2 separate regions of the Mus musculus genome follow, and region 2 is linked to region 1. The links are chromatin loops, found by intact Hi-C in ENCODE. Cell type or tissue: left cerebral cortex. All regions are shown on one strand. Each heading gives the region's core, and the rest is flanking DNA. Links, peaks and the distances in the headings are about the cores only. Region 1 holds the start of Efcc1 (EF hand and coiled-coil domain containing 1). Region 2 holds the start of Aplf (aprataxin and PNKP like factor).

Region 1 (5,372 bases), core at 287-5,286:
ACACCATGACATTTAATTTAGGATGGCTTACAATTTCAGAGGTTTAGTCCGTGATCATCATGGCGAGAAACATGGCAGTGTGCTGGCAGACATGGTGCTGGAGAAAGAGCTGAGAGTTCTACATCTTAATCCAAAGGCAGCAGAAAAATACTGTGAGCCACACTGGGCATAGCGTAAGTGTACAAGGCCATATCTACTCCAAGGTCACACCTCCTAATAGTGCTACTTCTTATGGACCTAAAGGGCCACTGTATTCAAATGACCACATCACCTATGAAGTGTATGTCATTTTAACCACCATGTATGCCTGTATGTCACCAAAAGCCCCAAAGCAAACTGTGAGCCAAAATAAATCTCTCTCTTCCTATGAAGCTAGTCCCCTGAAGTACCTGTTACCGTGATGGTACCAGCTGACTGGTACAGGCCTGAAGAAAGAGGTTGGTGCCAGGCACTGCAGTGAAGAAAATGCAGGTTGGGCATCTCTGAATCACTCAACACCCTGGAGAACACATGGAGTGCGCTGTCAGAGTCAGTGAAAGCAGAGGCCTCTATGGGGAAGTCAGGGGCCATTCCTCAAGAAGACATCTAACTACCACAGGATGCATCTGTCTTAGGCTGCTTCCTATTGCTGTGGTACCGAAAGCAATGGGGAAGAATGGGTCTATTTACCTTACAGACCACACTACAGCACTGAAGGAGGGACTGAAGCAGAGGCCACAGAGAAACCATGCTCACTGACTGCATGGCTTGCTCAGTCTGCTTTCTTTTTTTTTTTTTTTTTTCTTTTGTTTTTAGAGAAAGGGTTTCTCTGTGTAGCCCTGGCTGTCCTGGAACTCACTCTGTAGACCAGGCTGGCCTTGAACTCAGAAATCCACCTGCCTCTGCCTCCTGAGTGCTGGGATTAAAGGCATGTGCCACCACCACGCCCGGCTATCAGTCTGATTTCTTATATAATACAGGATTATCTGCGCCAGGGTGACTCCACAAACAGTGGGATGGGCCCTCATCCCATACCAATCTTTAAAGGAGAGAGAGAGAGAGAGCGCGTGCATAAGGTGTCACTTCAGTAGCTTACTTGTGCTTTGCCAAGTAAGGAAGTATTGAATTTGCTGCCTTTGGATTTCCATCAGTGCAGCAAAGGCTGTGATGTTAGGTAATGTGAGCATGGTGGTCCTTTCCTGCTCGGGGTTACAACCTAAAGCTCATGAGTAGCTTGGCTAGAAATGCCTTTGGTGTCAAAAGTACTTTGAAAAAGTAATGTCAATTTTATATTCTATTCAATATTATCAGCACCTGTTTTAATATAAAAAGTGTTTTACACTACCTACATTTTTCTCCCCCCCCCCAAAAAAATCAAATAAAGATGATCTAGGAATACAAAAAAAAAAATGCAAGCAAACACGCAAATAACAATTACACAGGAGACCACCTTAAATTCCCCCTTTTAATCTTATGTGTATAGGTGTTTTGCTTCTATTTATCTATGTGTCATGTGCATGCAGATGAGGGCATTGGATTCTCTGGGACTGAAGTTACAGATGGTTGTGAGCCACCTTGAGGGGACAAGAATTGGACCCAGGTCCTCTGGAAGAGCAGCCAGTGCTCTTAACCACTGAGCCATCTCTGCAGCCCCAGAAGGTCACCTTCTATTAGATTCCAGTCATATGAATATCTAGAATAAGCAGATTATGGATTCATAAAGTAGTCGCTTCCCTTAGCAGAAGGACAAGTTAGAGACTGAGCAGTATTGGGGTGCACATGGTGAGGGCAGGGTGGGGATGGAGGGAGTAGAAATATTGAAGTACTAGACTGTAGTTGTGGTCAGATAACTGTAACATACTAAAAACTGTTGATCTGTACATCTTACAGTGCAATCTCCCATTTCAGCAAAAGAGCCAGTGCACCGATAGCAAAGGGTTCACCATCACCAGAAACAGCAACCAGATGTTCTGTGGCTGCCATTCCTTATGTGCATCCTTGTAGAAAGCATCCAGTAATGTTCTGTGCAGTGTTGTTATTATCACATACCATTCATTAGTCATAACAGTCACAATAACTGCTGTAGCGTGTTTCCTCGTTTATCCCTGTTCCACGATTTGTCCTGCCTGGGCCCCTGCTGAATATCAGCTTCTAGCCATTATAATCAATAATGTGGTCAATGAACATGCTGTGCATGTGGTTTTCCAAGGTAGAAGCCAAGGTATGGTATTGTACATTATTCCGTTAAATTGCCATTGGTTTTATAATTAACATATATATGTACACATGTATATCCAAAATGCTTGGGATGTCTGATTCCTTCCCGAAGTGTGTGGAACAAAGGACAAAGTGCTGGTCGGGGGTGCTATAATGGAGGAAACAAAATGATAATGCTTTTCAACTGGGATTTGTACACAAAACAAGATCTGCTTATCTAATAGTCAAGGGCCGCTGAGTTTGCTCTTCGCTCCAATATGGCTGGGTAAGGTTCCCATGGCAAGCGCCAGACGGAGTCAATACTACATTTCTGTGAAAGAGAGAAGAAAAGCCAGTTAGCTCTCAAGAGCAAGCAGGTCTGCCCAGCATCTTCCAGAATCAAGTTCTAGGGCACCAAAGAAAATAGTGGCCAAACAACTGTTTACCTCATCCCAGCCAGCGGAAGGAGCTCAGGCCAAGCAACCACCTGGAGCCCAAAGGTGGCCGCGGTAGACAACCACTTTCCTCTCACCAAAACTCTAACTTCATCCACGTCCAAGTTTGTTTCCTCCTCGGTTCTAGTTACGAGGAGGGAGGGAGAGCTTAGGAAGCAGTCTGGAGAAGAGGCAGAGAACGGCCGGCCGAGGGCTGGGAATTGCAGAACACAACAGCAGGCGCAGGCGCTCCAGCCTCTGGTGACAATAGCGGAAAGGCCTGGAGAGGGCAAAAGAACTGAGTCAGGAACTGGTTACAGTGATGGGGATGGGGATAGGGATGGGGAGCGATGGGGAGTGCAGGTCAAGGCCATTACTAGAGCGCGTAGCTCCAGCGCCTCCCATCGGGACAAACACAGACGTCCTGCACAGTCCACGCAGCTGCCTGGATACGGTCCCGTGCCTCTCTGGCCTGACCGTGGCCGCCCAGCCCCTCCCTCCGCGGACGCGGGCGGCTGTCTGAAGGCGCCGATCTGCCGAGAGAAACCGCCAGGGTTTGGGCATGGAGAGCTCGGCGGGTGACCCATACCGGCGACCTGCGCGGCGCACTCAGTGGCTGCTGAGTGCCTTGGCTCACCACTACGGGCTGGACCGCGGCGTGGAGAATGAGATCGTGGTGCTGGCTACCGGTCTGGATCAGTATCTGCAGGAGGTTTTCCACCACTTGGACTGCCGGGGAGCGGGCCGCCTACCGCGCGCCGACTTCCGTGCGCTCTGCGCGGTACTGGGGCTGAACGCTGACGGGGAGACGGCCACGGAGGACGCAAACTCCGCGGAGGCGGCCTCCACGAACCCGGCTGCTGGGATGATCGCTGGCGGGGACGCGGACGTCAGGGAAGAGGCGCGCCTGGCTCTGCGAGCCGACCCTCCAGAGCTCACCTTCCGCCAGTTCCACGCGCGCCTCTGCGGCTATTTCAGTAGCCGAGCGGGGCCCCGGCTGCCCCGCGGAGCTCTTAGCGAGCACATCGAGACACAGATCCGCCTCCGCCGCCCGCGCCGCCGCCGCCGGCCTGGCTCACCGAGCCTGCACGGTGGCGCCTATGGCGAGCGGGTGGCACATCTAGAGGAGGAAAACAGTAGCCTACGCGAGCTGGTGGAGGACCTACGGGCTGCGCTGCAGAGCAGTGACGCGCGTTGCCTGGCCCTTCAGGTGCGAGGGATGCCTCGGGTGGAGACAGAGACGCCCCACCGCGGCCCAGCCCCTCCTCAGCTGGTTCTCTCCGTTCCCCATTCCACCCCCTTCATTCCAACTTCCACCCCAATGTATCATTCCTTAAGATCCCAACTTCCTACCCAAGTCCCTTCTAATCCTAGAAGGAACCTGTTTAAGTAGCCAAGTAGTGATGGGTCAGCACACATCCTTCTTCGGGAGGTTTAAGGAAAACAAAGGACTGACTGCCCTTCCCCAAGTCAGCGAAACTTGTTGAATCCCTCACAGCCAGGCCTCTAGCCCAGGTGAGAAAGACAATGATGGCCAGCAATGAGGGCCAGGCTCACTCTGAGCTATTGAGGTGGAGCCATTGAGTGAGCTGGTCTCTGGGATCAGTCAACGAACACTTGAGCCCTCGGTGTTCAGTGTAGCTCAGGTGACCAGCTAAGGGAGAAAAGGGGCCCTTATAGGCGTATAGGAAGAGGACCTGCGTTACATTGGTGTCTCCTGTCTCCTAGTTGCTGCAGAGTACAACTAGGTGTCAAAGTGGCCTTCGTGGTTCATATGTCTGCCAGGAGAGTGTAAGATGGGGCAGAAGGAACCCTGGGAGTGCGTAGAGTAGTGTGTGTGTGTGTGTGTGTGTGTGTGCGCGCGCGTGTGTGTGTGTGTTGCCTGAGACTAGGTCTCTCATTTAAAAGGGTCTCTCCGTCTTTCACGCTCAAGTGCCTACTGGGCACATTGTCCCAGCTTCCTTTATGCTTTGGAACACTGCAGAAAACAAAACAGATCAACCCCGTTTCCAAGGACAGTCCAGAGCACAGATCTCAGAAAGGGCGGAAATTTCAGTCTGCTCTTTAATCTGTGCCTTGAGTCCAGTGAATTAGGAGCAGCGTACACTGGATGCAGGAATTAAGCCTAGAAGGCACGACTTTGGGGGATTACTGTCACCATGCAGAAAAACAGAGGGTGGACTTCCTGTCCCAACTTCCCTCGTGGGGGGTGGGGGTGAGGGGTATTGCATACACTTGCTTTAGCCGCTTGTGCCAGTTGCTCAGTGAGCTAGCTTTGTGGTTGTAAGGGGATGACCCCGTAGACTTCTGCAGTGGTCACTCACTGTGGCTTCCCGCGGACAGGTCGGCCTCTGGAAAAGCCAGTCGGACATCCCAGAAGCGGCGGCGCACGAGCTGCAGCGAGCGCAGGGCGCGCTGGCAGAGGCGGAGGCGCGCGCCCGGCGGCTGCAGCGCGGACAGGTGGAGGTGCGGCTGCGCACCGAGGAGGCTCGGCAGGCGGTGCGACGCAGCTTGCACCGAGTGCGGGAGCTGGAGGCGCTGGCGCGGCGTGTCCCCTGCTTGCAGCGCCAGGTGCAGCGACTGGAGGCAGAGCTTAGAGGTTACAGGTGAGCGGTGAGCGGGGCAGCAACTGGGGGGGGGGGGCGGGGAGCAGATGGGGCGGGGTGCTGTTTCCCAAACCTAGGCGAGCATCCACGCTACGCACTCTAATGTTCATTCCGGTCTTCAGCTATTCGTACATATGATTCTTCCATTTTGTAAGTC
Region 2 (5,372 bases), core at 257-5,256, 58 kb before region 1:
AAAGAGTTAATTTGAAAAGTTAATTTCTAGAAAAAAAGTCTTCAAAACTTCATTTAAAATATAGCTACTTCAAAGAAGTAAATATCCTAACTTTTTAAAAAAAAAAAAAAAAAAGGGCTGGTGAGATGGCTCAATGGGTAAGAGCACCCGACTGCTCTTCCGAAGGTCCAGAGTTCAAATCCCAGCAACCACATGGTGGCTCACAACCATCTGTAACAAGATCTGACGCCCTCTTCTGGAGTGTCTGAAGACAGCTACAGTTGTACTTACATATAATAAATAAATAAAACTTTAAAAAAAAAAAAAAAAACAGCTGAGAGACTCCTTCATGTTCTGTGATGTGTGCCTGACTGGGCCACAGTCAGCAGCAGTTACTAAGAACTGCCTTTATCATGTGCATCACCACATGCTGAGCTACATACTGAGACTCGCCAAATGCTACTGTGGCTACTGTTCATTCTACATATATGGGTCCTGAAAGCCCAGCGGATGTAGGTAACTTGGGTGGTCCCTCTCAGAATACCCAGTGTTCAAGATCCTTGCTCTAACTAATAAGCACAGGTGGTTTATGTGAGAAAACAGTCACATGACTAGACCCATGTAATTCAGAAGCAATCAAAGACATGCAAATCATGGCAGCTCAGAGTAAGCCGGTCCTATTCACATTTTGAGCATCAAGGCCTCATTGGTACCTCACTAACCATCAGAGGAATGCCAGGATAAAGTCATGAGATAGCAAGATGGTTCCTCTAATGGTCCTTCTTAGGCTTCTTTCCTTTTATACACTAACTATAAGCAATAATAGATCTTTTATATCTATCTTTTAAGTGTGCCTAACACTAGGAGGAAAGGGGTATTATGAATAATACAAAAGCATAGTGCGACCTCTGGTGGACACATCGTTTATTTCATTACTAACATCGGGTCTTGACTACCACCACCCTACACTCCCCCCAAAAAACGTGGTTTTGTTAGGAACATACATGCTTGTAACCCCAGCTCTTGGAAGTGAGGCAGGAAAACTGCAAGTTCAAGGGGTGCTCAGGCTATGTTGTGAGACCCTCTCTTTAAAGGCAACTATATTTAAGATAACCTAAATTCTAACATATCAACACACCCTCCAAGAATCAACAGCTAGAGCAAAACATATCAAAATCTAAAGCACAACCCGGAAACGGAAACTACAAAACTACCATGCTCATAAAAACATAAACACCAATCCAACAATCTATGTTGGAGCACAAAACTCTTATGATAATGGGGAAAAACAAAGAGAAAAGAAACCAAGAAACAGGGCAGTAAGAACACAGAAAATACCACTCAGGTGGAAAATAATGGCAGAGATTTTTAAAAACAATTTTTTGTGAATTTTTAAAATTTTATTTTTTACTATATATGTATACCTGTATGTTAGGATATGCATGTGTGTACATTGCCCAGAGAGGCAGAATTACAAGCATTTGTGAATTGCCTGACATAAGTGCTGGGAAGCCAGTCCTCTGTAATAAATTCCAGGCTCTTAATGGCTAGCCCATCTCTCCCTTGTGATATTTCAACTCGACCGCCAGGTTCTCTAGAGTGGCCTTTGTAAATGATAGGTCTTGTGGCAATGCTAAATGGTTTAATACCACCAAATATAATTTCATAGTGCAAACTGCAAACGGTTTGGTTCCTACTCCTCCCAAAGAGGGTAAAGAATATATAGCATAGTGGCCATTTGTACATGTATCACCTTTAAATGACCAGTTTATACTCCAACTTTCTCATTTGAACAAGGCTAATAAAAAGCACCTAACTCAAAAAGTTTTGGAAGTAGTAAATTAAAGTCATCTCTTTAGAACAATGACTGGTTCACTACCCAGACAACTTAAAGACAGCTACTGATACTACCAAAAGGGATACTGCTATTATTGGTAAGGCCCACCAGCCCAGCAGAGAAGGCAAGGAGATAAAAGAAGTTAGCTTAAGGGAGGTGATTAACCTTCCCTGTTATGGCTCATACAGTACCGTAAATATTGTAAGCTTTGTAGGTCAACATGCAACACATTAACCTTTAGAGTACTATACGTCTTTAAATACTAGCAGCGGTTTTGTTTAGTTGGTCTGTTTACATTTTACATCTTACAACCCGAACTTAGCTCAACTTGGATTTGGCCCTCGTTTGCCAGCTGGATAGGCTAATGATGTTAACTCGGTCCATACTCGAACCATACAGGCACCAAAAAGAAATGTCTGGGACTTGACTAACGTTGTTTGAAAACCTACTGCCCCAAACCTATAAAATCTTGACAAGCAGAGCCAAGACGCGGAGTTCCCAAGCTCAGGAGACAAGAGACAGCCTCGGCTGAGCAAGCTCTGGCTGCCCACGCCCACACTACCTCCCACACTTACTCCCAGCAGCGGCCCGCGGCCTATCACAGTCTGCCCCGGCCCCACGGGCACGCGGGGACCGCCGTCCAGAGGCTGCAGAAAGAAGTCCGAAGGCATGGCGGTAAGAGAAGGTTCCTTCGCCAGGAGATACCTCGTAGCCACCTCCCTCAGGCACGCTGGGCATGGCCCGAAGGGGTGTGAAACCCGAGGCTCCTTTCCTGGTGAGTGTGCTTCTTCCCTTTCCGGAATCCCCACTCCTTGAGAGCCTGTGATTCGTGCAGGGAATACCTGTCAACAGACCGCCAAACTACAGCTTAAAAACTGGAACGCACACCCACAATCTTCCAGCACTTCCTCTCACAGGACTCATGGAACGCTGGGTCTTGTAGTTCCTGACACCTCCCTTCGGCTCCTTTCCGGAGTACAGACTGCATGGAAAAACTACCAATCCCAGAAGGCAATACGCGCATCTCTGCGCCTAGGTTGATTCGTGCTTGGGCAGGGGTGGGGCTAGAGTAGTGCTGACGTCAAGGCCTTAGGAGAGGGTTGGCCTGAGTTTTTAAATGAACCACAGTGCTGGCCCGTGGCCCTGTGACTTCAACAGGGGGATGTTCTTTTCCCAATGGAGTATGATGTGTGTATCTGCTTCTTCCCCTTCTCTTCCATAAGGAGACAGCTTCGGCTAGAATAAGGCCTCCGTGGCAGGACTGTCTTCCCTACTCCAAGAAGTATGTCTGGACTTAGATTTTTAGGGTTCAGCCTCAAGAGGGTCATTAACTTTCCTGTGCAGGCGCCCCATACTCATTTGGGGATGGATCTGCAGCCAGTGGAGCTTCTATTTTCAAAGGCCTGGCTCAGACACTTGGCCCACGGGGCCGGAGAATCTTCCTTCTCTATAAAAGAGGCATATTCTCTGGCTGGGATCTGTAGCAGGCCTGTCTTTCTCTTTGGTGGAGGCCTGGACTGGGGGAAGCAAACCTAGGGTCCGAGGGTGGGGGGCAAACCTACAGGGACGGGATGGAGGGGAAAGGTGGTCTTTTCTATGGAGAAGCCAGTTGCTAAGCTCAGGGCTCCCAGCTAGAGGGAACTTTCTCTTTGGAGGAAGCCTGGCCCAGAGTTTGGCACTGCTCTCTTAAGATCTTTTCCTTTCTTGTGGCTGAGGACAGCCTCAGCTAGGCCTGTGTCTGGAGGGCTTTCTCTTCCATATTAAAGCCTGTACTACAGGACTCTGCAGAAGGTCATGGAGTTGGAGTCTTATCCCCTAATGCCTCCAGGAGGCACAAGGTCTTCTCTTCCCCAAGAGGCCACCTTGTCACAAGCCTAGGGGAAATGGAGTTATTCTAAAGAGTCACTGTGACCCTCATTTTGGCTCTCAGAACAGTGGGCCTTAAGAGACTGGAATTTTCCTTAGTAATCTCATGCTGGATTAAAAAGTCAAAAGGCAGACCCATCAAGACGAGAGACTTTCCCCCGGAGAGATTTCACAGTCCCGTCAATTTGTCAGAATGCCTTGCTGAAGCACTAGAACCTCAGCAGTAATGGGCAGGGCCACACCTTGCAACTGGAGATGGCTCAGATATTCAAATGCTGGCCCCCTACTTAAACCTTAGCCTTACTTTAGGAGGCTGAAGATGAACTTGGGGACCTTGGAGCTCTTTGTCCCTCTTCCTAATCAAAACTCCAATGAAATCTATACAGAACCAGAAAACCAAAATTAACTTGGGGGGCAGAAGGGAAGTCAGGCCAAGAACTCCAGGCAGGAACATGGAGGCAGGAACCGATGCAGAGGCTGTGAAAGATGTTGCTTTCTGGCTTATTCCTCAAGGCTTGCTAAATCTGCTTTCTTATGCAACCAATGACCAGTTGCCCAGGGGTGACGCCAATCCCACAGCAATCAGTAATCAAGAAAGTAGCCCGAAGACCTGCCTATTGTCTCCATTGAAATTCCCTCTTCCTCGATGACCCTGGCTTGTGTTACACTGACAAAAAGTCTAACTAGGACACTAACCCTAATCCCTCATTCTTATCCTAGGTCCTGTCCATGACTCAGATCCTAACCCTTAACCTTTCCCATAACCACAGCGGGCAGTTGGTGAGTGGCAGACTGCATATAGTGGTTAGCACTAGGTCCATATGGAATAAGAAACTTTTTCCATGTTTGTCAGTCTGTCCTGCTTGTGGACTGGCTCATTTAGTAGAACAGAGTAAGAACAGAGATTCAAAAGCTGGGTGGGGCAGTTAGGAAAGCAAGCAGCCTGGAGAAGAGCTCTGCTGACACAGGACTTCTGGAAGCCATAGGTGGTTCTGAGCATGAAAGACCTGGGCACTTCTGTTGGAGGCAGGTACTGGAAACCAGGTAGACTCATTGAGCAGTGGTCATGGAGTCTGTAGCAGTCAATGAGAGGGTTGAGCTGCCCAGCTAGTCTAGAATGATAGATAACCCTGTGCTCTAGGTTTGTCCCAAGACTATTTCCCCAGCAGAAAGCCTCACTGGCTACACACATACACACACCATATATTCCATATGGCTGGTTGCTGCTCTCTGATAATCTGAGGGAACCGTGCTATCCAGAAGGAGCCTACATGCCCAAGATAGGCGAACACAAGAGCTCCATGCTGCCAGTCCTTCACTCACAACACTGTGAGCGTCCTGCAGAGAGCTGAAAGGAGGCATAGGGAACAAAGAAATCATTGCCTGGAGGCTTCAAGGCTTACTAAGCTGGATCATAGACTTGGGGGGAGAGGCAATCTTGGTGTTTGTGCACCTCAATTTGGGGTGAGTAGGCACAGCACATGAGCCCCTCACATTTGCATTCCCTTCTCGTATTTCTATTACAGCGGGATACAACTAGCCTCTAGACTTCTCCAGGGATGTTGGATGAGCACTTCAATGCCCGATTCCATCTCTGCCCTGTCTACCTGGAAACCCTACTTGGCTGTGTCAAGTGGGTCAATTAGGATATGGTTGGAAGAGTAATTGTTGTCTGTCGTGTTAGGACAGT

Evidence for each region. Hi-C counts contacts between places; a loop is a spot of excess contacts. Peaks named below come from ENCODE experiments on the same cell type or tissue, not always from the same donor. Only the 100,000 strongest peaks of a DNase experiment are listed, where the experiment ranks them.
Region 2: a loop joins it to region 1, with 2.9 times the contacts of the local background. A loop is called at or near these places in 1 of 42 quality-filtered maps.

What each region holds. Positions count from the first base shown.
Region 1 is chr6:87,727,722-87,733,093 of GRCm38, forward strand. Efcc1 (EF hand and coiled-coil domain containing 1) reads left to right here and starts at 3,148. Exons shown (of 8, transcript NM_001159697.1): 1 at 3,148-3,819; 2 at 4,953-5,215. The coding sequence starts at 3,172. In left cerebral cortex, for the core only: a CTCF peak has its summit at 3,032; DNase peaks (open chromatin) are centred at 2,492, 3,019, 3,449, 3,665 and 2 more places; H3K4me3 peaks cover 2,020 bases; H3K27ac peaks cover 1,253 bases.
Region 2 is chr6:87,669,469-87,674,840 of GRCm38, forward strand. It overlaps Aplf (aprataxin and PNKP like factor), which reads right to left and starts at 2,693. Exons shown (of 10, transcript NM_001372332.1): 1 at 2,392-2,693. The coding sequence starts at 2,487. It also overlaps E230015B07Rik. In left cerebral cortex, for the core only: a CTCF peak has its summit at 886 (motif pointing left); DNase peaks (open chromatin) are centred at 878 and 2,774; H3K4me3 peaks cover 1,468 bases; H3K27ac peaks cover 827 bases.